Regions from separate parts of the Mus musculus genome. Here region 2 is linked to region 1. Evidence: chromatin loops called from intact Hi-C (ENCODE). Cell type or tissue: heart. All regions are shown on one strand. Links, peaks and the distances in the headings refer to the core of each region. The heading gives the core; the rest is flanking DNA.

Evidence for each region. A loop is a pair of places that touch in the nucleus more often than their neighbours do. Peaks named below come from ENCODE experiments on the same cell type or tissue, not always from the same donor. Only the 100,000 strongest peaks of a DNase experiment are listed, where the experiment ranks them.
Region 2: it touches region 1 in a loop (4-fold over the local background); 2 of 42 quality-filtered maps call a loop at or near these places.

The regions. Positions count from the first base shown.
Region 1 is chrX:17,515,158-17,523,500 of GRCm38, forward strand. Gm39497 (a long non-coding RNA gene) reads right to left here and starts at 1,833. Exons shown (of 3, transcript XR_878072.1): 1 at 1-1,833. It also overlaps a transcript of Fundc1 not described here. In heart, for the core only: no CTCF peak of the experiment used is centred there; a DNase peak (open chromatin) is centred at 5,104.
Region 2 is chrX:18,164,578-18,172,920 of GRCm38, forward strand. All of the region lies in intron 2 of Kdm6a (lysine (K)-specific demethylase 6A), which reads left to right. Among named protein-coding and RNA genes, the nearest start is that of Kdm6a, 6.2 kb to the left of the region's middle. In heart, for the core only: a CTCF peak has its summit at 4,545 (motif pointing right); no DNase peak of the experiment used is centred there; H3K4me3 peaks cover 622 bases; H3K27ac peaks cover 54 bases.

The DNA of each region.
Region 1 (8,343 bases), core at 262-8,261:
ACCCCTGAGTCAGATGAGGGGAAAAAAATTGTCCCTAATTGAGAACCACTGTCCTAAAGGATGTAATATGAAAATATTCATTCTAAGAACAACACTAGCCATCTCTTATTTCTAGGAAAGAATACATATATGCTACAGTGCATCAACATATCCAAAGTCCATCTTAAAGTGCAAGGAGCAGAGAGATGTGTACTGAGGTTAGTCGTTTAGTTTGAATATGCTTTTTTTTAAAATTTACTTTAAACATATGGATGGTATATATTTAACAAATTAAATAGAGCAAAAGGTTAATTGCACAATCCAGGTGTCTGGGCTTTTGAGTATTCATTGCAACATTATTTCAATGTTCCTGTGTATTTAAAAATGTTCACAATAAAATTATGGGAAAGGAAGAATTCATGCATATTTAACTCTCACAGCTAGGACATCAAGAGGTTCAATTCACTTAATTATCTTAGAGAAAAAAACTGCAGGAAGAGAACTTGTCAGTCCTGACAGGGATATTCTTTTTCCTCCAAAATTGTACTATTACATCTAATTAATCTAATCACATGAAAAAAAAAGCCACCTAGTAGTCACAGAGCAATTCAAAATACTGAACACGAGCCAGAGTTAAAAGAGGATTCAGAGTCATTAATTGTCCTGTTTTGTAGCTGATGAAGCTAAGTCCTGGAGAGATCGTGCCCTGTATTTATACAGAGCTGCTTTGCACAGTAATCTTTTTCTGTTTTCCAATTTCAGAGATTCTATCATTATCTTGACACTTTATTAATTAAAAATAACCATTAGAAACTATTTTCCCCCTAGGAGGTTCACCATCAAATATTCCAGTTAAATTACATACATCACCTCCTGGGAAACATTTCTGACCCTTAATTATGGTGACTGTTTCTTTGAAGCATTTCATTAGGACATAGTTGGGCCAGTGTTTACTGAAACTATTGAATGTTAGAAACTGTGTGTATACTACCCATTCTATAGGCAGTAGAAATTTCAGACATTTATACTAACATGAAATAGTGATGGTGCTATCATTGTCATTCTGAGAATTTTACAGATAACTCCATGACTACATTTTGAGTTTAGTGTCTTGCAAATGTGTAAAGGAACATGCTCAAAAGCATTTGTCATCATAGAAATGAGAGTTAAAATTTACAATGTAATTCTACTGTACTTCTATAGAGTGTCTAAAATGTACATCTGATCACTCAAGTTGGCTATTTTGCAACACAAATGGAACTGCCATGTCCTGCTCACAGGGACAAAGTGTGGCCGAGTCATGTTGGAAAGCATATTGACAGCTGCTCTTGGAGGTAAAATTATGAACATAACCTAGCGATTCTGCTTCTAGATTCTTAGCCATGATAAATGACAATAAATATCCATAGTATCCATGTACTCTCTTTGTACAGTCTTATATCTTCCCTTCTTCTAACACTTTTACAACCCTCCAGAAAGCTTGCGACTCAAGTGTCATTTTCCTGAAGTTATGTGGAATATTTCCATAAGATCCTAAATTAAAATGTTTGCAAATGACACTAATGAGGGGGTAGAGAATTGTATATTAGAGTGTTGTGTTTTATAGAAAGGAAAGAAAGAGCCAGGATATGTTTGATAGAGGCACGGTTTGGTGAGGTGGAAGGGGGTATCTCTGTGGGCCCATGCTGAGGCATCCCCCTGAGGGACCAGTTATACAGTACATATAGTGCAGAATAGACTTTATTTAGGACATGAGAAGGGGAGCTGAGGATGGCATAAAGATAGAGAAAGGCAAAGAGAGGGAGGAGGAGAGACTGGCCAGGAACATGTGAAAAGAGATGAGGGAGGGGAATGGGGAGAGAAGGGACAGAGAGGGTAAGAGAGCAAGAGAATAGGAGAGTAAGAGAGAGATGAGGGGTGTGGGGAGCGGGTGTGGCGGTAGTCCCAAGATGGCACCCGGGACTGCAGCCAAGTCTTATGACTTGCACCTGACTTCCTCATACACCCGAAAATAAGCCACATCCATCATGAGAGCTGCGCTGGCGCACCATGAAGCAAGATCAGGCCATTTGACAAAGGCCAATGAACTGAGACTATGCGGACTGAGCTGATGGGGCGTGGTTGAGGGGTTATATAAGAGATTGTGATTGGGGGCTAGAGAGAGATTCCTGCTTGCATGTTGAAAGGTTCCTGAATAAACTGCTTTGAGAAGAACACTGTGTTGTTGCTTTTTTCTGCTGGTCGGAGACAGAAGCGACAGAGGGGGGCAAACAGCCTTTTGGACATGGGGCCTAGGTGGCAGAGGTGAAATGAAGAGCCACCTTGGAAAGTAATTTCTAAGATTCAACTTCAAAGTAAATGTGGTCCAAAGAGGCTCTATCTGAAGCTGGCAGAAGAACTTGGTGTTACTTAAGTGGTACTAATATTACAGTCATGCAAATACATGTAGTATGAGGCCATGGAGGCTTGCATCAAAGTTCCAGAAAGCCACTGAGACCAGACAATGTATGTTAGGGTCATGGAGCTATGCAGTGTGTGATGTAAAAAGCCTAACTCGCCATGAAAACTCCAGGCGTGTTGGACATGCCAGGAATGTGGAACATCTGCCGAGGAAAGACAAGCTGTCAAAAGAAAGAAGACGTGTGTGTTCCGTGCCTGTTGACTTTGAATGATTCTATGAGTCCTTGATGTTGGATATAGAGCTATAGGCTTTGGTGTAAGGTTTCAGTCTTGATTTAATGTTTTCTTTCTTTACTAAGTCCCCACTTCTCCCTTTTGGAATAAGAATTCTCCCTTTTGGAATAAGAATTTTAACTCTGTTCCAATGTATATAACTTGTTATGTTTTTCTACTTTTTCAGGGGTTTACAGATGAAAGATGTTCTTAAGTCTCAGAAGATATTTAAGATTCTACACTTTTTAGCAATGTGGATGCTGTTAAGAATGTGGGGACTTTTTAAGATAGACTGAATACATTTTGAATTATGGGATGGACGAGAAGTTATGGAAGTCGGACAGAATGTTGTGGTTTGAACATTAAGTGTCACTCACAACCTCATGTGTTTGATCATTCAGTCTTCAGCTGTTGGCAATAATGAGAGAGGTTGTTGAACCTTTTGGGTTTATGGCCTGGGTGAAAAACAGTATGGCTCTGGAGCTGACTTCAATACTCTTTTTCTGCTTCCTTGTTGGTGTATTTAACAAGCTGCTATGCATGCTTCTGCCTCCATATCTTTCCCACCAAAATGGATTACACCCACCCTCTCAAAATAAACCTTTGTTGTCTGAAGTTGTTTGGCCATCTATTTAGGCAGTGATAAGAAAAACTACAGTATAGAAACTATGTATATTAGTACCTCTTTGTATATGTTTTTGTCCTTTTTAAAGTTACATTCCTCAAAGGTTGTAATTTATAACCAGAGTTAAAGGTTAAGCAAATTTTAAAACTTAGAGTTTAAAAACTAAATAAAGCATATGAATTTGAAGACTTGTTTATATTATCTTAATTTCCTTTTGTCAATGAAACTATAAAATGGTTTATAAAGTATATCGTAAGCATGCTGATGAAGTCAAACTCAAAAGTCACATGCACTTTGCTCTTAATCAAACATGGTCCAATTGTTTTAAATAACTGAATTTGAGATGTATTTTAGAAAGTGTCTTATCTTTATGGGCAGTTTTCCCTGATATTGTTCTTCAGTTGTGTGGAAGTTCTTGTATCTCAGCCAATGAGAAATGTGAAGCCAGTAATGGGTTAAAGGGCTTCTTCCCCTTTCCAGGTTCCTGTAAGTTTGCCTGCCTTTCTAGCTAGTCTTACAATGAAGGACAGAGGAAGTGCAAAATGGTTTACATGTGTCTTGTGCTACCTCATAACATTTTTTGGTGTTTACTAAGTCCTCTAAATTTAGTGTATCTGCTACTTACCTATAACACAAAGCCATCATAAATCAGTTTGACAAACCATCACAGCAAAATAAAATAGAGAGAAATATTTCACTGTTCTGCATCTTTAGCAATTTCATTTAACTATTTCCTAAACAAATCAAAAGCATTTCTAGTGATATAGAAGTCCAAGGGATTCATGCTAATTCCCAATGCTCCCTAATGCTTACATTATTTATATCTTTCTAGTTTCAAACCCTGCTTTATACCTTTTGTTTTATGATATGAATATTTTAATAAGTTGTGACCAGTAATTCAAATCATCTCCCTACATCTGTGCTGCTTTACAATGAACAAATTTGCTTAGACTTACAAAAAACCAGAATGTTCTGTTTCAATTCTGAATTCTCTGACACATTACAAATATTTGAAAATCCCTAATTTGAGAAATCTCTGTTTCATGGATGCCACTTGTCTTTAACCTTTCCTTTTCTTTGTTTCTATTTTACATCAAAACGCTAAACAGGTCAAGGCACATGTCAAGAATCAACAATGTTTAATCATGCTTAATAAAGCGAAAAAACCTCAGTTAAGGATTGAGATAAATAGAACACTTATTCAATCAAATAAAAGCATACTAAATATGGACCTGTGAGATCGTGCAGCTTTCTGTCAAGCCTGATGACCTGAGTTTGATCCCCAGGACCCATAGAGTGGTAGGGGAGAAGTGATTCTCACAAGTTGCCCTCTGACCTGCATGCGAATCCATCATACTAGGGCACACACACACATTCTTCTCTCTCTCTCTCTCTCTCAAAAGAATTACAAAACAATTGTATAGGGAATTGTTATGAAATATGCAGTGGCAGCAGGGTTAAGGTGGTACTTGGTGGGCCTGTGCTAAGGTAACCCCCCCCCCCCCCCGAGAAATCATGTCATGCGACAGACCTGGTATTAAAGGAGGTTTATTTGGAGGAAGGGAGGGGAGTGGGGATCAGGAAAGTTAGTAGAGCCATACAGAGCCACGAAGGCACAGAAGGTAGGGATAGAGAAGGACAGAGAGAGAAAGGCCATCCAGGGACACTTGGACACAGAGAGAGAAAGAGAGAAAGTGAGAGTGAGAGTGAGAGAGAGAGAGAGAGTTAGAGAGAGAGAAAGTGAAAGAGAGTGAGAAAGAAAGTAGAGAGGGGAACTGGGGTAGCAAGCAGTCCCTTTATGCTGCCAGGCCATCTGCATCTGGCAGTATTGCAGGTGATGATGTAAGCTGTTATGTCCCTGTTGCTAGGTCCCTGGAAGGAGCCCAGTCCAGCTCAATCACCTGCAAGCCAAAAGGGACACTGTTATGCAATAAAAGGAAATGAAAGTTTGATAGAAACTGTGACTGGATGAACCTTGAATGAAAACATTATGCTCAATGAAATCATCCAAATACAAAATGACAAATATATGGTTCTATTTCTATGAGATAACCTGGAATAGACAAATCCATTCAAGCAGAAAACAGAATAGAAGTCATCAAAGGCTGGAGAAAGAAGTGTGATATTGAACAATATATATTCAATTTCCTTCTTTCTGTTTCCTAGTGTACACTTTCTAAAAATCCTTTAAATTTACAGTGATGAAATATCATTTGTATGCTTATAGCATGAAAAAAGATGAAAAATGCTAGAAGCTTGGGACTTTTAGCCTTTGTCTCCAGGGAGGGAAGAGAAGCTGAATACTCAGTTGATTTCTGATAGCCAGTATTATAATTAATCATGCCTATACAGTGGCACATCCATTAAAAACAAGCAAACAATAATGGGGTTTTGAGAAGGTTCTGAATAGTGGAGGTTTTGGAGGGCTATGCATCCTTGGCCCCATACCTTGCTCCCTGTTCATATGCATCTTGTTCAGAGCAGCTCTATAAAATTAATAGAACCTGTGTAGGGGATCCTAAAGACCCCAACTCACAGCCTCACAACTTGCCTGCCCTGTTGTTTTACCTAAATACAATTGTCTTCCAACTTCTGAGCCCATTCTTAATTTTTTTCTAACCAGACTAACCTCTGAGAGAGGACCCTAATTTCTGGTAACAAAAGGTACTCCAAAGAATGGAAATAAGACAGAGAGCTGGAAAAGGTCTGAGGCTCAAAAGTTGTGGGCCACTAGTGTTGACTCTTTATAGATCACTTACATAGCATCCACCTTTCCCCACATTTCTAAAGCGTGGGATTTTCTCAAACAGGCTGTTTTGCTACACCAAGCATGGCTGGGGGATTTCCAGTCTTCCCCAGCTACTGTTTTCTTTGATATGTTAATCTTAATGCCTCTTTCTACACTTGCAGCTCTCCAACCACAACTACCTTCTGTGGTTCTTTATGAGGCTTTGTCTGGTCCCTCTCCCCACCCCCCCCACCCCCCCCGCAAGAAATTCCTTTACCCAAAGGCTGACATTTAGACAAAAGCCAGCATTCCCTCTGGGGCTTGAAGAAAGTTCATACTTGAAAAAAGAGTGGGGGGAAGGGGTAGTTAGTCTCAGTATCTCTAACAAAAGAAGCATAGCGCTTCCACTAACAGATGATTGTGGTGCCTATTAGCCTGTGAAGGTCAATGCAAGCCTCTAGGTTCCCTCAGTTCCTGCTCACAAACCCCACTAGGCTCATGGGCCCCACCCCAGCTTAGGTGCTCCCTGTCTCATGGTCCCATATAACTCTGAAATTTTTTCCTTTGTGGCTTCTCCCTGCTTTCCTGGGAGACAGCCTTGGCAGTTTGAAATAAACTTTTCCCTGTTCCTTGACTGAGTGGCTATTTTGGCTTCTTTAATGTGTCCATTTTTCATTCTGCATCACCCTGAAATGAGAACTCCATTTTTAAAATATAAAAGATTTTTCAAAAAATCAATAATGACCAGAATATCCAGTAATAGGCCTTCTTACTTACGGAAATTGGGCATGATAAAAGTGGGATCCTGATATAGTGGAGAAAAGAAGGTCTTGTAAATAAACAGTAGTGACTTGTTAGCCATACAGAAAAAGACAAAATGGGACCTCACATATTCCAAATGGGAAATTTAAGAAATTCTAGAAAATCATAAATGAATTCTTCTATTGTCATTTACAAAAAGCCTTCCTCATTAGAACTCAAAAATCAGAAACAAAGAGAAAAATTTTGCTAAATTTGATTATAAAGTTGAAAAGAAACAATACATGCTACCAAATAAATCCTAGAAACACCAAGGAAAATAACAAAGTGGCAAACTGGGAAAAGGCAATTATAATTTGCATCCCAGATAAAGGTTTAATTCCTTTAAGTATTTGTTTAAAGGTAGAAAAGGCCATCTACTCCATAGAAAATGGAAAAGAGAAATTAACACACATTTCAAGAAAAAGAAATGCAAACAGTCCCTGAGCATATAAAAGATGCTCAAGCTGTTGGTAATGAAAAAGATGCAAATTAAAGTTACACTAAAACAATTTTTCACCTATCAGATTGGAAAAACTAAAGTCTAATAATAGACTGACTAGAGCCTCTCATGCAGTGTTGAATAGAACTGTTAAAATAGACTTTCTGGCCTCATCCCAAACATACTCAGAATTTCATCATCGTACAAACCCTCCATCAGAAGGGAATATAGCCTTTATTCTGCGTTTGTTGATTCCAGTTTTTAATTACATTATAATTGTTGCATTTTATTAAATGTTTTCTTTTTCTGTATCACTCAGTGTAATATGGGCTCCCCCCTTTATTCTGTTAACTTAAAGGTAGTTTTAGAACAAGAGCCCTCTCTGCCTCCCACAGCTTTAACAGGACAGGCTCAGCCAAGAATCCCAACATGCCAATTACAAGATGGGTAACAGTGAAAATTAGAAATTTATTGACTATGAACACATGTTGAAGAGGAACAGATAAAGGGTACTACTGTCCAAAAGTTCATCTTTGGGGTGTTGACATAATATTCATTCTAGGAAAAAAAGAGGAGAAAAAGGCCAGAGGTGCTCAAAACTAATGGACTGAGACAGCATAAAGAGACAGAAGGAAATAAAAGAGATTAAAGCTTTGTTGGGTTTCAGACCTGGGGCAAGCGGCTGAGATGCCTGTTTAACATGCCAAAAGAAACCTGATGGCAAAGGTGTTGTGTGAAGGAATATGTCTGGTGGATGTGCAGTCAGGTATGGGGGAAGGGGGTGCCTTCACAGGCCCATGCTGAGGCATCCCTTCCACCGAGGAACCAGCCACAGGATGGTATAGTATAGAATAGAGTTTATTCTAGGCATGGAGATGGGGGTTAATAAGGGAGTAGAGACAGAGAAAGGGAGAGAGAGAGAAAGAGAGAGAGAGAGAGAGAAGACGAGTAGAGGCCAGCCATGAGCACTAGAGAGAGAGGGAGCAGGAGATTGAGGGAAGGGAGAACAGGAGGAAGGGGACAGAGGACAGAGCAAGGACAAGAGAGCCAGAGAGAGAGAGGAAGTGGGCAAGCAGACCCTTTTATAGTGAGTCAGGC
Region 2 (8,343 bases), core at 59-8,058, 650 kb after region 1:
TTGCATTCATTAGACCTTTTCTTCTTTGCCGGAAATCTTTAGGTTTGATTTGATACTTTGTTAGCTCTATTGTTGCAATTGGGAAGTTTAAGAAAGGCGACTAAAGCTTAACGGCTTTAAAAAAAGTTGATTATTTTGCTCCTTACTTTTTGAATGTATTTTGGTTTGGCTGCCTTAATTGTTTTTATCTGTGATCATAATTACGTTTTTATTTTAAAGTATCAAAATATAAGAACTTGTGATTGCAGACAATGACTATAAGGCAAAACAGTCATAATCTTTTTCGGTAGGTCCATTTTCTTTGAATGGTAAGGAAATTTGAATTGAACTTTGACAGTGACGGTATTAATTTTCTTTCATTAAAATTAGCGCTGGAAAAATGTTCAGTAACTAGCTCTGGAATTATATAAATATAAATAGTTGTTAGCCCCCTCTTTTCAAGATTTTCCTCAACCTATTTGAAGTATTTTATGTACAAAGATTAGATTAATGTAAAGTTGTCATTCCAAAGATGTGTGTGTGTGTGTGTGTGTGTGTACACACACCTGTATATAGTGTTTAAATTTAAGGGCCATTTTATTTTGGAGTAAACATTGCTAGTTTAAATTGAGTTAATAGAGTTGCTTTCAGCGATAATTCATTTGGAAATTTAGGCTAAATTTATTCCTTTTGGTTACAGTGATGAAGAAATAAGTGGAATGTGTTTTAAGTGCATGTGTAAAGTGCTAGTTCTTACTTTCATATCTTAGAATGCTTGTTATCAGAATCACACATGGTTGTCCTTAACGTGGGATATTATATCATAAATAGTAAAACCTACAGTTAATATGAACTGAGTTCACATTTTAAAAATTGAGCATTTTCAAAATTTTCTAAATGTGTGTTATTTTATTTTTCTGGTATTTGAATACAGTCACATGTTAAGCATGAAAAAATATGTGAAGCTTCATTTTGTTTGGGGGAAGAATTATGACTTTATAAATCTCAGGTGGTATATTGATTAAAAAAAAATCTTCATTGATTCTGGCTTCTTAGGGTCTAGCTACTTAGATCAGGGCTCAACAGCTTTAATGCTAAAACATTCCATATTATGTACTTTGTACACCTACGTGGATCTTGATTGTGTCCTTATTAGCATGAACATTTCAGTAAAATGTGTAATATAAATTTATGCTTGATAAAATAACACCTCACATTTTCTATTTGAATTGAATTCGGACTAGAATGAGTGTTAAATTATTAAGTTTTATCCATCCTCTAACTGTCCTGAGAATCAGTATGTTTGAATGTGAGGTTTGGGAAGTAGATTGTTATGTTGCTTTCAGAATTATTTCCTATGTAACTCTTTTTAATAAAAAGTATTGGCTTTTCTCTATAGGGTGGTGGATTTGTTCAGGCAGTTTTACTGAACACAGAATAGAACATTTTCTAGAATTCTTTTTTTTTTTTTTTTTTTTTTTGGTTTTTTGAGACAGGATTTTTCTGTATAGCCCTGGCTGTCCTGGAACTCACTTTGTAGACCAGGCTGGCCTCGAACTCAGAAATCTGCCTGCCTCTGCCTCCCAAGTGCTGGGTTTAAAGCCATGCTCCACCACTGCCAGTCGTCTTTAAGGTTTTTAAGTGCACATTTATAAACAAGTCTAACATTTTAGAAAACTAAAACCATTCCATAGGTATTTTTTATTTGTCCTTTAACATGTGCAGATGATTTTTTTTTCTGGACTCTGCATACTTTTGTAAGGCTCGATTATGTAAGAGTTATTGAAAGGGTTGCTTGTAGAATTATCATTTGATATATAGTATAGTGTTTTGAATTTCAAGATAATAGTAATACAGTATTTTGTAGTAATACCTTAAATAAGGCTGTAAAGGAACTAAAGCTTGCTTTAGAATTTTTGTAATATAGCATGGTCTTTAACAGTTTTCTCTTTAATGATAACCCATAATTTATTATTATTATTATTACTACTACTATTACTTATTTTATGTCTATGGGTGTGTTGCCTGCATGTATATCTGTGTACCACTTGGGTGTTGACTGAGGAGGCCAGAAGAGCTTCTGATCTGATCCCTTAGAACTGGAGTTACAGCCAGTTGTGAATTGTCCTTCGTGGGTGCTTAGAATTGAACCTGAATTCTCTAGAAGAGCAGCCAGTTCTCTTAACCACCGAGCCATCTCTCCAGGACTAATAGTCATTATTTTTATTTCCTAATTACATTGGAATTACTAAGAAATAATTGAGTGAAACCTTTTTTTAGCAGAAATTAACTATGATGATTATTTAGTACAAATTTGAAAACTTTTGGGGTATATAGTTTTTAATTAGGTAAGGATTTGAGTTAGGAGTATATAGAGAGAAGCAAAGTAAAAGAGTGTAAATAAGATAAGGACATCATTAGGTCATTTTTAGAGGTGGCTTGTTTGTGTTACGATATTTGGATTATTCGTGATGTATGAAAATGAATGTGTACTCTTTGTAAGGACTTAAAGAAGATCTCCATTTTCAGTGCTAAAGAACTTTTAGTGTTTTGGTTGGAAAAAGTAGCTATAGAAATAGGACTGGCACGATGACTCATCAAGAAAAGGCTTTTGTTGCCAAGCCTGAGGACTTGAGTTTTGATCCCTTTAACAACTAACTCTCTCTCTCTCTCTCACACACACACACACACACACACACACACACAGACACACAATACATATGCCTTGTGTTTGAAAATTAGATCTAGTCACAATTGCTTGGAGAAAGTTTTATGCAGTTACTATGTTGTTTGCTAAAAAATTTGATATGTTCCCTGTAACAAAATTATAGTAAGAGATTACAGATCATGTTCATATGTCTGTCAGAGAATAAAGCTGAAGCAATAGGTACTTTTTTTTGTTTGTTTGTTGTGAATAGGGTCTTACTCTAGTCCCAGGTGGCTGCTAGTTGATCTTTCTGCTTCAGCTTCAGAGTGAGCCATCATGCTGTGTAATTTTAAGTTTCTGGTTTTCTTTTCATGGAATAGGTTTTCTGAAGATTCTCTTACAAAAGGCAACATTGACTCTCTTCTTCACATGGTTGTTAAAAACTGGTTCAGAGGTAAATTTCTGTGACTTGAATAGAATGATGGGGTTTCATACTTAAGTTTTATTAGTTGGCAGGACGTAGGGTTAATTTTTTTCTCACTTAGATCATGCAACATTTAGTTTTGTTTATATATTACCAATATTCTGCATATTTGAAAGGATTTCTGCTCGGTTTTGCTTTGAAACTCATTGGTGATACTTAGAGTTCTTTGAAATTGATGTTAATGATTGATAATACTGTGCATTATTAATATCTTTAAAATGTGGTATCCAGAGAGCTAATTTATGGTAAAAAGCTACCCACTACATTGTCCAAGAATTGAAGTGATGGTTGGGCTGTTTACAGCATACCTGTAATTATTTGCAGACTATTTAATTAATGGCATTTATTTAATGAATGCATAGTTGACAGTCATTTATTCATACTGAATCTTGGTATATAATTGCATAAGCTTTCTATATTGGTTTGTAAGTTATGACAGTAATATTTGAATTCACATCAAGCTCAGCTGGTCAGTGTAGGAAATAGGAAGTGTAGGAAGGTAATGTAGGTATCATTTTGGTTAAACTTGAAAGCTCCTTAAGTGGGATAGGATTAGCATAAGGATAACTGGCCTTCGAATATCAGTGGCAGAAGCAAAGTGTCAGGTACTCTGAATATTTGTGATAAAGGTCAGTTTAAAAAGGATAGGAATTCTTTCTTGGAGATATTATTTCTCAGTTTAGATAGCAACAAGTTGCCTTTTAATTTTGTTTAGGAAAATAATCTAAAAATCAAGTTTTAGCTTTTTCAGATCTTTAAAGGGTGATTTATACCTTGTGATCTTTGTAGTAATACATACTTTTCTATGGGTTCTTAAATGAGTTTGCCTGCCAGCTTAAAGATCCTTGACAGTTTTAGCAGGTTTCTCACAGAATAGTTTAATTACTATTTTGGAATGCAGAACATAACTTTGTACTTTATAGAGTTCCTTTCTGTCGTGTACAAAAATTTCTTAGATTTATTTACTTTATGGATGAGTACTTTGCCTGCATTTGTGTACTATGTATGTTCCTGGTCTTATTAGAGGTCAGAATAGGACATTGAATCCCCTGGGACTGGAGTTACAGATGGTTGTGAGCTGCCATGTGGGTGCTGGAAATTGAACTTAGGTCCTTTGGAAGAGTAACACATACTTTTGATCACTGAGCCAACACTTAAGCTCTTCTCACTATGAAAAAAATTATTGATTTTTTTTTTTTAGGTTTAAATTTTTATTTTATGTGTGTGAGTATATATGTGTACACAGATGTGTTTGAGGAGATCAGGAGACATTGGTTGACATATGGTTGTGAGCTATCATGTGGGTGCTAGGAACTGAACATGGGTTCTCTTTAAGAGCAACAAGTATTATTCATGATTGAACCATCTCTAGTACCATATTTTTATTTTTAATTATGTGCATGTGTGTCTGTATAGGTTTGTGCACATGAGTGCAGTGCCCCTGAAAGACACAAGAGGGTGTCAGATCTCCTGGAACTGGAGTTTAGGTAGTTGTGAATTGCCTGATGGGGGCATTGGAAACTGGACAGGTTTCTCTGTAAGAGCCATATGATAGCTCTTTTAATCACTGAGCCATTTTTCCAGGTCTTTTCTTTATTGCATTTTATTACATCTTTTTTTTTTGTTTTGTTTTGTTTTTTTCGAGACAGGCTTTCTCTGTAGCTCTGGCTGTCCTGGAACTCACTTTGTAGACCAGGCTGGCCTCAAACTCAGAAATCCACCTGCCTCTGCCTCCCAAGTGCTGGGATTAAAGGCGTGCTCACCACGCCCGGCCTATTTTATTACATTTTAGTAGTCCAAATAGTTGGACTATTTCTGAACTTGGTGGTGGTCTTTTGGTGGAGAAATGGTAGTGAATGAAGTATAGACATAAGGAGGTGTGGTATTTTGCAGTTTAGGTAGCTTTGTGATAGTCACTGAACTTAAGTCATTTTCCATTTTCCTCATTAGCATGTTTTATTTATTTGTTGTTTTTAGCATTTTATACATGCGTATTGTAATGACATCATTTCCCCCTGCCTCTTCTCTGTTCAACTTTTCTTTTCTTCTTTCTCTCTCTATTTTATTTATTTATTTATTATTTATTTATTTATTTATTTATTTTGGTTTTTTCGAGACAGGGTTTCTCTGTATAGCCCTGGCTGTCCTGGAACTCACTCTGTAGACCAGGCTGGCCTCGAACTCAGAAATCCACCTGCCTCTGCCTCCCAAGTGCTGGGATTAAAGGCGCGCGCCACCACGCCTGGCTCTGTTCAACTTTTCTTATGTTCTCCTTCCCACCTTTGAGTTTCATGGCCAGTCTTGTTTTCATGTGTATCCTATTATTTTCAGGCAAGTCTGCACAATTAGTGGCATCATTGTGTGTAATGTCTTTTTTAAAAAAAAAAACTTTTATTAAACATGATTTCTTTTATTATTATTATTATTTTTTAAATGTCAGAGAGCATTGTGCCTCTGCTCCCACCTGTCTTTGCCATATGAAAATTGAGGATAAATTGTTTGGAAAATGAGTAGAAACCAGATAAGTAGCTGAATTTATGTGGATTTGTATTTTGATATTGTGGTGGTATAGAATTTTATGTGTTAGAATATTATGTAGTACATGACAGAAATAATTTTTCTAAGAACTTGGGTCTTAGTTGCTTGAGTTTTGTTCAGATAGTTTGTATACTTAGGGAAATTATGTTTTCAGTATATAGTGGTTAAAATAAATGTTTTAGAATTTTGGTTTTCAAATATGATATGAGCTAAAAAATTTTTTTGCTTCAGTGATTTGTGAACCATTTGTTGTATTGTTGGGAGGATCTGTATCAGTTTTGGAGACAACCAATTACTTCTGGCTTTTTTTTTCTCTATAGTGTATCTTCAGAAGAAAACAGTCTGAGAATATAATACTTTAAATACAATAATAACAATATTTAGTGTTATGATCTTTCAAATGGTGCTACAATTTTTGACCTCTCGAACATTTATTATGGATAGTTTAAACTGTGTACAAGACAGAAATTGAATGAACTATTGAATCAGGAAACATGGCATAAGTAGTAGTTGGTTTTTATGGGAATGTTATTGATGTGGTGGAGCACTAGGTATTAAGTACTAATTTATAAATAGTCATCTGTTGATTTTCAGGTAGAAATATGCTTTGTCATCTACCAGATCTGTGATCCTTAGGCAAGCATCTTTTGGGGACTATTTTTCATTTGTAAAATGGAGTGGTAGTAGATTTCCTCCAGGCTTTAGGGTTTTGTGTTATAGAGGGAAAATAGTGTTTTCATGTCATGGAAGGTACTCAGTACAAGATAGATGTTATATGGAAAGACAATTAAATTTAAACTAAGACCTTGATTCATCTACGAGATAGAAGAGAGGTGGAGGTAGGTTTGAAAGCTCTTGAAAAGATTTTTAATTTTAGAGTTTTTGTTTACTTTTCCCTGCTTCAAATATGTTTTCTCTACATGGAAGCTCTGGGATAGGTCTTAATCCTGGTTCCAACTTGTATGTATACTTGACTGTCTATCTGACGTGTGTTTTGAGGACATATCTTTTAACTTTTTTTGTAATTGTCACACGCCACAAACCTGTCATCCCAGAAACCGTGGAATATTCATCAGCACCTCTTCTTTTAACATCTTAAGTCCTGCAGGGTGGTGGTGGCACACCTTTGATCCCAGCACTCGGGAGGCAGAGAGGCAGGTGGATTTCTGAGTTCCAGGCCAGCCTGGTGTACAAAGTGAGTGCCAGGACAGCCAGGGCTATACAGAGAAACCCTGTCTTGAACCAACGAAAACAAAAAAAACAAACAAAGAACAAAACAAGCAAACAAAAAACATATTAAGTCCTAACAATTACCAGAGCTTGTCACTTCTATATTTTAGATCTCAAATCTACCTATACTTGGCTTCTGCTACCATGCTATTTGTAGCCACTATTCTGTCTTTGATATTCAGGTTTCTTCATGCACTTTTTTGAATACATATATTTGGACATAGTTCAACACTGAAAAGTTACAAAAAAGATATTAGTTAAAAAAAATCTTTTTCTAAGTTATCTCTCAAAATATAGGTAACTGTTTCCCAAGGCAGCTGCTAAAAGGTTTGCTACATAATCTTTCATAATATTTCAGTACAAACACAAGCATAATTGTTGAGCATAATTATGTTGTACTTTCTTCCTGTATATTTGAGATCATAGTGTATATGTTTTGTATTGAATTGTCTTGGGTTTTAGAGTTGTCTAGTCTTTCACATAGTGAGATGCTCATGGGAGGATTGAGTTGGTGATTTTTGTTATTTTGATTTTTGAGATTCTTTTATGTCCTTTTATATGTGATTCTGAATGTAGAAATGCTTCAGCATGTACGGTTCCTAACTGAAAATATCTTCATATACTTTCTTAAGCTAACAATTGCTTAACATGCGCTATGAATTCTCAATTGGAATAACTGCTGACTTTTGCCTTTATATTTTGATTTTATTGGCATAACTGATGACCAGGTGTCATGAATATTAATTTGATTCATTTCTTGTGGATGTACAAAGGAGCCATAGTTGATGCTACTTTACACTTGACATTCATCTTCATATTTTATTCTTTATTATAGAAAAGAGAAAATAACTTGTCAAAAAAGGCACAGTTCTTACTGTGTTACTTATTTCACAGAAAGATACCTTTATTTTCATCATAAATTAGCAATAGGGCTAGAAGGTTGGTATTTTGCTTTTTCAAACTTATTAAACCTTTGATGGTTAGTATAGTAGCTGCATATGTTTTACATATGGCTTCAGAAAATGTCAGGATCTCTGCTTATCTTAGCGAACCTATTCCTTAAAACATTTAATAGACTTTGGTATATAATTTGGATACTCCTGTTGTTAATCCCACCAGTTCAGAATAGGACCACTACCATAATCTTTGAGCCAAATTTGAAGCACACCTTAATTAAATACTAGCCAGCAGGATGGACTCTGGCCAGGTCCATTCCTGGGTTCTTAGAAAATGGCTAGGAGTAACATCTTGCAGAGGCTTTTTTTCACAAGGCTGCTTTCCCATCAGGTCCAATCAAGAGCAAACATATATCCTTAAGCACATTTTGTTTGTTTGTTTGTTTGTTTGTTTTTCGAGATAGGGTTACTCTGTATAGCCCTGGCTGTCCTGGAACTCACTCTGTAGACCAGGCTGTCCTCGAACTCAGAAATCCACCCGCCTCTGCCTCCCGAGTGCTGGGATTAAA